2 separate regions of the Homo sapiens genome follow, and region 2 is linked to region 1. Evidence: read pairs that join two places in POLR2A ChIA-PET (ENCODE). Cell type or tissue: PC-3. All regions are shown on one strand. Links, peaks and the distances in the headings refer to the core of each region. The heading gives the core; the rest is flanking DNA. Region 1 overlaps KCNJ6 (potassium inwardly rectifying channel subfamily J member 6). Region 2 overlaps LOC124905020 (a long non-coding RNA gene).

The links. ChIA-PET counts read pairs that join two places held together with the same protein. Peaks named below come from ENCODE experiments on the same cell type or tissue, not always from the same donor. Only the 100,000 strongest peaks of a DNase experiment are listed, where the experiment ranks them.
Region 2: POLR2A ChIA-PET joins it to region 1 with 8 read pairs; 1 of 35 experiments calls an interaction of 5 or more read pairs at or near these places.

Annotation. Positions count from the first base shown.
Region 1 is chr21:37,642,574-37,647,952 of GRCh38, forward strand. All of the region lies in intron 3 of KCNJ6 (potassium inwardly rectifying channel subfamily J member 6), which reads right to left. The region is part of intron 1 of KCNJ6-AS1 (KCNJ6 antisense RNA 1); the gene reads left to right. Among named protein-coding and RNA genes, the nearest start is that of KCNJ6-AS1, 130 kb to the left of the region's middle. In PC-3, for the core only: no CTCF peak of the experiment used is centred there; no DNase peak of the experiment used is centred there; H3K27ac peaks cover 542 bases.
Region 2 is chr21:38,169,094-38,174,472 of GRCh38, forward strand. LOC124905020 (a long non-coding RNA gene) reads left to right here. Exons shown (of 3, transcript XR_007067862.1): 2 at 76-175; 3 at 1,705-2,607. Among named protein-coding and RNA genes, the nearest start is that of DSCR10, 34 kb to the right of the region's middle. RefSeq lists an enhancer at 2,682-2,976. In PC-3, for the core only: CTCF peaks have their summits at 1,301, 1,503 and 3,162 (motif pointing right); DNase peaks (open chromatin) are centred at 1,328 and 2,768; H3K27ac peaks cover 784 bases.

The DNA.
Region 1 (5,379 bases), core at 332-5,331:
AGAAAAGTTTCTCAAGCATCTGACCCCGAAGATAGGGGAGAAGGCAAAAGTTAGCAAGGGATATGGGGTTGGGTGAGTTCTGAAAGCCGTGAGCATCCGACCATGTTTAAACATGGCTGAGAAAGGCTCTGTTTGAGTGGGTGTGGCTCCATCTACAGGTAGGGGAGGAGGTGATCAACTATTTAAGGTTCTGGAGAGATGGGTGAGGCTGGGAGAAGGAAGTTTGGCTTAAAAATTTAAAAACTTTCTACTAAAACAAAAAAAGATACTTATAACTAAAATGTCTTCATCATGAAAGATAAAAGCAGGATCTGTGATCCTGAGCATGCCCTCTGGTGAGTTGACAAGTCTTGGGAAAGCTTATGTGATATTATTGCTCTGTGTAGCTGAAACATAAACATCTATGTCAATGGACTTTATGATTCTAGTAAAAACAGACAGACCTCCAAGTTTTGAGTATGATAACTGAACAATATAGAGCTATGGGTGGTGGGGGGGACAGCTTAACAAAAGACTTAGGATCTTTTTGATGGACAACAGGCATATAGTTGGGCAATTTTCATGGATCTATGGGCTCCAGTCCTAGTATGTTTACCACTGGTGTTAAAGGCAGGTATTGTGCTTTTGAGAAGACAAAAGCTCCTAGGAAACTCTGTCTACATTGTTTCTGTAGCAGTCAAGTGGAAAAAACAGTAGAGGCAAACCCTCTATGATGGTCTCATCTTAATTACCTAGCCCTTCATGAAACCAGGAGCTCAGGGAAGCCACCCTGTGGACAGGAAACAGACTGGCCATCAGACCAAGACACTCAGAGCCAAGGGACCTGGTAAGAGTGAGTGCAGTGGTTTCAGAGCTCCTGTTGTGGGCAAACTCACTGGTCTGGCCCTGCCTCTACCCTTGCTCCTGGAAAAGGAAGAATGCCTTTAGCTGGGCCCTGAAGAATGGGCAAGGGGTGGGTAGCTGGAGGGGCCAGGGAGTTGCTGCACGGGAGTCGGACCAATGTGTGTCAGGGTCTCTATCTGTTGTTTGCAAACAAGCTCTGGACTAAGGTGATACCACCCAGATGTGGACACCTGAGGAAAAGCTAAATTTGTCATCCTGTGCAAACTATTGGTCTCCCACAATCCCCTGTGACCCCTTAGGTCTCTAGACCTCCCTTTGCCACACATTTGCATCTGGGCAATTATCCAGGAAGGTGAAAGTGAATAGAAAGGTCTCCTGAAGGCAGAGGGTTACTAGAGAGAAAGAAGTTTAGACCTAAAAACAGAAATATCAATCGACCCAGCAGTCCCATTACTGGGTACATACCCAGAGGAATATAAATTTTTCTGTTACAAAGACACATGCATGTGTAGGTTCATTGCAGCACTATTCACAATAGCAAAGACATGAAATCAACCTAAATGCCTATCAATTGTGGATTGGATAAAGAAAATGTGGTACATATACACCATGGAATACTATGCAGCCATAAAAAAGAATGAGATCATGTTCTTTGCAGGAACATGGATGGAGCTGGAGGGCATTATCCTCAGCAAACTCATGCAGAAACACAAAACCAAATACCACATGTTCTCACTTAAAAGTGGGAGCTAAATTATGAGAACTCATGAACACATAGAGGGGAACAACACACACTGGGGCCTGGTGGAGGGCAGAGGGTGGAGGAGGGAGAGGATCAGGAAAAATAACCAATGGGTGTTAGGCTTAATACCTGGCTAATAAAATAAGCTGTATAAAAAATCCCCATGACGCAAGTTTACCTATACAACAAACCTGCACATGTACCCCTGAACTTAAAATAAAAGTTAAAAAAAGGAGAACTTTTACTGATTTGTCAAAGCATATAATGCCATATAATACCTATTAAAACAACTTTTGGTTCCCCAAACCGAGATTTGCCTCTGTGGTATAAGATGCATGTGTCTAAGGCTTGATTTAGTAACTGGGTAATTTACTTGTTGGAAGGAAATAGAACGTGTAAACCTCTCCCCCCGACATATTTTTAGGTCTATGAATCTGACTGATATTTCAGAAGTATAGAGAAACTGGAGAAATTAAACTAAAAATTAAACACAGCTTACGCCTGGCCTAGCTATAGTTCACTTTTATTGCCTTTTCATAATTGTTTACGTTCTCATTAATTTTGCACCTCGGGAGCCACATTTGATCAATTTGCAGAGTGATAAAATATCGCCATTCTCTGAGGACCAGTTTGTACCCTGCTTTGTTAATAGCCTGTCAAAAGGAAATGCCTTGAGCGTGTTTTAAATTCTTCTTAAAGTTAAGGGAGACTGGCGAAACAATAGCCGGACTTCCTGCCCTCCCTCCTCACCTCCGCATCCTTTCTAAAAGATTCCAAGGTGCCCTTCTCATGGGGAGGAGGGCTGATGAGCAAGGGAAGAAGAAAGGAGAGCATCACTGGTTGCAAGAAAACAGGTGGGTTTTTTTTTTTTTTTTTTGTGAAAAAACAGACTTTAAAGAATTTTGAACCAAAAGCAATAGATTTTTTAAAACAAGGCTGGGTATGGTGGCTCAAACTCGTAATCCCAGCAATTTGGGAGGCTGAGGCAGGAGGATCATTTGAGGCCAGAGTTAGAGACCAGCCTGGGCGACATAAAGAGACCTTGTCTCTACATAAAATAAAACAAATTTAGCTGGGTGTGGTCCCAGCTACTCAGGAGGGGAGGCTGAATAGGGAGGATTGCTTGAACCCCAGAGGTCGAGGCTGTGGTGAGCCATGATTGCACTACTGCACTCCAGCCTAGGCAATACAGCAAGACTCTGTCTTTAAAAACAAACAAATAAAAACAAATAAACAAAAAAACCAAACAAGCTCCTTACAGAGTGACTCACAAATCCAGCACCAGGAAGATGATAAAATAGAGACATATTTATCGAAGCAACCACATCTTCTCGTGGGTCATCTAATGAAGGCAGTCTTAAATTGAAATAGTGGGCAAATTTGGAAAAGTAAATGTAGTTTGCATCCTCCATGTTTGTGAAGGTCTGTGGATCTTGGTGGCAGTGAAGTGTTTGAACCATGTTTAATAGGGAAGTTTTGTCCCAGAGGTTCTAAGCCATTCTGCCTAGGCTGCTCTGGGGCTGCGGTGACCCTGGAACGGGTGAGCACCCAGTGGTATCCCAGGTACCAGTGTTCCTTTGGTGGTAGCTACTAGACTAGAAAATATTACTTGTAGAGTCACGTAGCAGCCTTTTCCAGAGCTTCTTCATAAATCTGATTCATTTTTACTATTAGAGCTGTCTCAAGAGGTCCAGAGTCCAGTGCACAGCCTCTCTTGTGATCTGCTGGAAGTCCCTCACTTCTTCGGACTTAACAGTGAACAGTTAATAAAACGGGGGTAAAAATCCACTTATGACTCTGTTAAGGACTCTCACCCTTTCTTCACACTTGGAATCTTTCCTGACTTGTGGAAAATTTGGTTTGGTTTATAGAATGTGAGACAAGCCTTCTGAATTCGTACATCCTCGTAAATGTATGCGTAATACATTTAGAAGTCAGAGAGTCTCCTTCAGTCCAAGTCTAGTTTTGAAGTATTTATTTCAAGTGTATATATCAACGGATCTCTACATTCCTACATTAACTGGGGTAATGTAACCTAGGAGAGTTTAGCATTTCAAATATTTTTTATATATATTTCATAAGAAATATTTTCAGGAACAAATGAAAACTTGGTGTGGCAAAATAAACCCCCACCACGCTACATCCCTTGGCTCACAAATCACCACCATGTGCCCAAGTTCTGTCCTGTGAAATTCTAGTAATAACAGGATTATCTCATCAATTTATATTCACACCTGTAGCTTGTTATTATCCCGGGGTGACATGAGATCCTTGTAGCTTAATCATTTATTTGGCTCAGGCTTTTAAAGACGAGCGGGAGCTGAGTAACAGCACTGTGTGCCTCTCTGGGCTAATCTCTGTCATCTCAACACACTGTTTTCCCTCTAGGGAGGGTTGGCATGTTCCAGTTCCAGCAGCCGGTGTGCCGGGCGATGTTCAGCAGAGCCAGAGAGCAGGAACAGCAGGTACCAGAATCCTGGGTCACGGTGCAGTTTCAGTTAGTTTTTTAAATTATTTTTATTTTTTTTTTTGAGACGGAGTTGGCTCTGTCGCCCAGGCTGGAGTGCAGTGGTGCGATCTCGGCTCACTGCAAGCTCCGCCTCCCGGGTTCACGGCATTCTCCTGCCTCAGCCTCCCCAGTAGCTGGGACTACAGGCGCCTGCCACCACGCCCGGCTAATTTGTTGTACTTTTTTAGTAGAGACGGGGTTTCACACGTGTTAGCCAAGACTGTCTCCATCTCCTGACCTCGTGATCCGCCCACCTCAGCCTCCCAAAGTGCTGGGATTACAGGCCTGAGCCACCGTGCCTGGCCAAGTTTCAGTTAGTTTAGTTTCAACAGCAGCTCTTCCAAGGTGGTGGAAATAGACTGTGTGTAGGGATCAGAGCGACGGGGAGGGATGGAGCCCTTTCATCTGTCCTATTTTGAGGAAGACAAGTCATGTATTAAATGAAGTAATACATGAGGATATAGCACAGGGCAGAACATGTAACATGTTCTTCATGACATCACTTATTATGCATGGGCTATTATTGGTATCCTTATTATAACTTGAAGGGGCTGACTTAATTCTTACTTTTTAGCTCATTTCTTTGGATCCATGAGGTTTTTTGGTCTTACTTCTAAGAGTGTCCTATTAGACATAAAGACTTGGCCGACAGATGTGTGTATGAGTAGGGTCGGGATGGAGGGGAAGCTGTATTTTGTGTCTATGTCAGAAACGGCTTAGTTCTGGGTTAGTGTCTTAACCATGTCTTTTATTTTCTGTATTCTGATCCTTTGACATCTGAGGCTGTGCTGACCCAATTGCCAGAGACCAGTAAACAACATTTGCCCATGGAATCACTTTTCAGATGCAAACCAATGGCTCCAGGGTCCATACCCCCAATCACTTCTCTCATGAAGCTCTCTCACTCCAGGCCATGATCCACTCACCTTAATCCCCCCCAGAGTTAGGCCTCAAACATTAGGGACAGTCTCCATGCTCCAGAGTCTGCTGAAATGATCCAAACTAGCCCATCCTAAGCCTGCTGACCAGCATCATCCATTCCTTCTCATGGAAACCATGATAAGGGGTCTTGCCCACAGCTTCCCTCCCTTGTTCCCTCCTGGCTGACAGGGTGCTTCCTCATGTGGAACACCTCTGCCCCCCAATGACATGGTGTGGCCCCGACTTTGGGAACTGTGAGTAACAAACACCTCAGCAGAGCTTTGTGGCAGCAGAGGCAGCATCTATACCTTGGTTTATGTTGATATTGCGTGGAAAATGGCACTGCTAACACTGATTGCATTTC
Region 2 (5,379 bases), core at 92-5,091, 530 kb after region 1:
ACTCTTCTTTCCCTCCAGGTGAGTTCTGTCTTGAGGCCTCTCTTTCATTTGTTCCCCCTGCTCTGTGGTTTCTAGGTGCATTGCCCATCCTTCAGAGAGCTCTGTGTGAATCCATAAAAGGTGCTTAAAGCTTTTCACTCCATGAAGCCTCATCTGTCTCATGAAAGCAATAAATGTAAGTGGACATTTGGGAGGAAATGTTTGCTTTGCATGCTCATAACTGGATGGCTCATTTGGATGGAGATTGCCCCAGACATCCATGTAAGTCCTCCATCCTAGTAGACAGCAAACTACTGCAGCACGAACCATATTACATTACTAACACACTACAAATTATACTGATACACACTACATATCACAATAATTCACATTACATATTACATTAGTAACATCCTCCATATTACATGATTAACTCATTACACCTTATATGAGCTGGTTTGTGCTGCTCCCTATGTAAGCACCCTCTGTAATTCCATCAGGATCTCAAAGGTCTGGAGCTCAGGTTCAGCCACAGTACCTGCAATGCAATGAAATTAATGGTATTATGATAGTAATGATATGATAATATTAATGCAGGCTGTTGTGCAGTACACCTACTAAGGTTCTGGGAAATAGAATCCACAAGACATGATATACACCTTATCCTTCCTTTTCCTCCAAAACACTGCCACGATCTATCAACACCATCATTTAACAGATGTTGAAAGAAAGACTCTAAAAAATAACTTGCCCAAGGCCAGTCAGTGAGTTGGCTGCAAACTCTCTGTCTTTCCCCATTTCTTCCTTTTCTCTATTCCACGTAGTATTTAAGTCATCACCTCCTGTTCACCCCACAGTGCTCAGCTCTGCCACCCCTCACTCACTGGAGCACCAGTGCTCAGGTCACCCACTATGCCTACCTTGCACATCCCACCTCTGGCTGCACCCACAGGCTCACGCTAGGCAGGGAAGGGCAGGTAAGGGCATCAGGCATTGTGCCCTTCCATAGCCAGGCTCATGGAGGGCTTTCTGAGCAGAGATTCTAATTCTGCCAGCTGACCTGGTAGAAGCCCCCAGGCTGCAGCCCTGTTCTGCCCACTTCCACTCCCATGCATAGGGACATCCACAACATCCACACTCCAGGTAACTGAATCCACCTCCCCACTGCAGCATTTCAGAAGATGCTAAGTGCAGGATGAACCACACACTTCCTTCTCCAAACTGGGCCACTTTTGAGAGTAAAAGAGGCATTATTAATAACTGAGACAACAGGTGGATGCTGGACATATGTCATTCACCCTGTTTGACAAACTCCTGTCGCCTCTCACCAGCAGAGGAGGCTGTGAGACCAGAAGACTTGGAAGGAAGTGGCAGGCACTGATTGTTTCTAAGGGAGCTGGGTTGGATCCTCGTTTTGTGTGGTTGGGAGGCTGGCAGCTGGCAGTCCCCTCAAGCCAAGCATGATGTAGTGGGGGTAGGTTATCTTTCTTCTCACTGCCTTAGTGTCCTCAGGATTGCCTTGGGGCCACTTTTCTTGTCATCAGGAAGTGAGCAGGACCACAGCTGATGACCCTCAGCCTGTCATTTTGGTGCAATCCAGGGTTTAACTGGCCGGGGAGTAAAGGGGACTGTTGCACCATTCCAGGCTGGCTGAGCCTTGTATCTCACCTCCCCACATCTCTGTATCCCTGGGGCTAAATGGGGCTGTTTCCATGCTCCTTCTAGAAGCTTCTCCAGCACCAGCCTTCCCCCAAACCAGAACAAGAGCATTGATCTACACCCAAGAGGAGCAGGAATCAGCAGAAACACAATGGAACAAACTGATATGCCATCTAGTGGAAACACAGAAAGCCTCAAATGAAAATCTCAGCCAAAATGAGGCCACTCAACCAGTGTCCAGTGAATCAAGTTTCTGACAAAAGTCAGCTAAATCAAACACCTCTGTGTTTCACCCTTTTTGATGGCAACGCCTTAAATGTGACTGCTGCTCAGAAAGCCAAGTAAAGAAAATATAATGGGGCTGCTATTGGCTCATTCCGAATCAGGCATTTTCTCTCAGGTCAGCATTTGGGATCAGAATTTTGATTACATAATATTGTCGAAGGCAACAGAAAAGGACCATTGACTCACAGGGTGTTACAGCTGATAAAGGACTTCAGAATTAATCAACAAACATTGAGGCAACATTAACTAAAGGTCAAGAACTATTCTAACCACCTTATAAATATTTATTCACTTAATTCTCACAGCAGCCCTATATATAAGCACTAGCATTATCTCCACTTGACAGATAAGGAAACTGAGGCATGAAAAAGTTAAGAAAGGTGCTCAGGGACACACAGCTGATAAGGCTTCGCACCCGTTTGGTTAGGCTCGGAAGCCACTGCACCATGCCCAAGGTCACAGAGCAAGGAGTCCAAGCAGTATTTCCCTTACTCAGAGATATGAATAGCCAGAAACACTTAGGATGTTTGGTTTTACAACCCACAACCTCCTCCCCCACCTTCGCCAAAAGATAAACTATTTTCTTTTTTTCTGGAACTTACCTAACATAACATAATCTACATAAATCTACAAAATAATGTTGTTCATGAGAAAGGCATATTCGATTCAAGCTTATCCACCTTAAACTGCTTCTGCATAACCAACCTAGACGTATACAGAGTCCCTTCTGTTAGTTCCTTTGATGGATTTTTGCTTTTTTTCTCCTGAAAGTAAAAAGCAGGAACATATACTGTGATTTATTAGGTTTTGCATCTGTGACAAGGAATGCAGTCCTAGAGAGGGCGGTAATTAGCTAATGCTTCTGGAATGCTGCTTCCTTCCCACCAGCCCCTGGAGGTCAGCAGGCCAGGGGCGAAGGCAGCTTTGTCCTGCCCCTATGGGAGGTTGTGTTTCTCGACCCAGTGTCTTGAGTTTGCTTCGGGGCCGGCATCTATGGAGAGCAGGGAGCATTTGCACTCCTTGGGGAAGAGGCATGAGGAGGGGCAGCGGTGTCCTAAGCTCCTAGTGACTCAGTCTATTCTTGACCTGCCATCACAGGGATGAGTTTGGCCTGAATGAAAGTCACACACCCTGAGCAGGCTCTGAGGTTTGGTTTAGTCCACAGTTTTTCAACCTCAGGACTATTGACGTTTTGTCGTGGGGCTACTGGATGCACTGTGAAATGTTAACAGCATCCCTGACCCTCCACCACTAGATGCCAGTAATGGCTGTAACCGTAATAGGTTCGCTGCCTGATGGGCAGCCAGCAAGTCAGTACACCGAGACAGCCAGTTGCAGCAGAGAAAGAGGGTTCATTGCAGAGCCGCTGAATAAGACGGGAGGAAACCTCAAATTTGTCTCCCCGAGGAGTTTTAGGGTTAGGGTTTTTAAGGGTTTTAGAGTTGACCAAAGTGTGGAGATCAGTGGTTGATCGAAGAGTGCAGGGTGAAGGCATTGGACAAGAAGATGAAGACGCTGTATTCTCATACTGATTCAGTTCCTCTGTGAGGTGAGGGTCTTCTAACTGGTTGGTGTGAGCTGTTCCACTGGAATTCAGGATCTGAAAAGCATCTTAAGCAATTTTTTTTTTTTTTTTTTGAGACAGAGTCTCACTCTGTCATCCAGGCTAGAGTGCAGTGGTGCGATCTCGGCTCCCTGCAAGTTCCACCTCCCGGGTTGACGCCATTCTCCTGCTTCAGCCTCCCGAGTAGCTGGGACTACAGGCGCCCACCACCACGCCCAGCTAATTTTTTGTATTTTTACTAGAGACGGGGTTTCACTGTGTTAGCCAGGATGGTCTCGATCTCCTGACTTCATGATCAGCCCGCCTCGGCCTCCCAAAGTGCTGGGATTACAGGCGTGAGCCACTGCGCCTGGCCACATCTTAAGCAATTTTTAAGCAAAAGCCTTGTGATTCTAACCTCAGAGATGCTATCTATAAGAACAACAGGGATACAGATGGTCAGTGTCTAGGCCTACCTGACTTTCTGTTACAAGGAAGTGGGCCGAAGTGCAGCCTGATTAATGCTTAATTATAACTATATTTCTGTACAGAATTCTTGTTAAGAATTATTGGGTCCAGGATTGACCTAATTTTCCCAAATTATTTAAGATTAATTATAACATGGCCTCTCAGATTGGTTCAAGGGTAGAGTGAGGGGGACCATGCCATTTGGGAAGAGCCATTCAGACATGTCTAATAAGTAAGCATTGCTTTTCTCTACCTTACTCAATATTCTTTACAGATTTCAGAAACAGCCTAAAACAACATTCCACACATTGAATGCATATACTAGTTCACAGTGAGGCCCTAGAGTACTGGAAGCAAAGCTGGGAAAAATTAAAATTCTAAATCTTCTACACAGTAAATGCAAACATGAACTGGACATTCCTCATTTCTTCCATATTTCCTTTTCTACCATCTTTAGCCTATTCTCAGCCTCAGATGGACTGACGCATTAAAGCTCCAGAGTGTGGGTAATTTATGGAACTTGAAAAATGCATGTCTGGGAGCCATGGAGAGAGGGGGAAAGGGCAGTCCCAATCAGACCCTCAGTCTCCTCTTTGTCTTTCATGTACTCTCTAATGTCTACTCCATTGAGTGTACTCTTGGTACCCAACTCCTTTAATGGGAGAAGCTTTCAGCTGTTGCTCAGGGTATTGCTGCTCATATGCACTAAAGCCATTGAGCACACTATTCAGGGGACCCTCACCAGCCCTCTTGGATATTTGCACTATTGGTGGTCCTGAGGTGACCTCAAGGATGAGTCATAGGAGTTAGTCAATCTTTCAAAGGGAGTGTCTGTTCCCTCTGCTGGGAGATCGTGTGTTATTTGATGCAAATTTTCAATACAAACCCACTTTAAATACAGAAGACATCCCAGATGGAAAGGAAAAACCTTTTCAGACAGCTATTCTTCAATTTGGTTTCTGGAGGCATAATTTTCTTCGATGGTAGGCAGAATTCTAAGATGACTTGTGCCTTGAATAATCCCTTCCTCTTGAGTAGGGGCAAGAGCTGTGGATATGATGGGATCTCACTTTGTGTTATAATGTATGGCAAAAGGGACTTCTGCAGATGCAATTAAGGTCTCTTAACAGATGAGTTAAGGTAAAGGGAGACTGCCCCGGTTGGGCCTTATCTAATCAGGTGAATTCTTATGGTCTTAAAGTCTGAGACAGAAGTCAGAGAGAGGCATGTTCCTGCTGGCCTGGAAGAAGAAAGCAGCCACAGTAGCTAGAACCAAAGAGTGGTCTGAGAGCTGAAAGCAGCCTCAGCCCAGGAGCCAGCAAGAAAATGGGGACCTCAGTGCTACAATCAGAAGGAACTGAATTCTGCCAGCAACCAGAGAGCTGGAAGAGGGCCCTAAGCCTCAGATGACCTTCCAGCCCTGGCTCAATAACTTATGTTGTTTT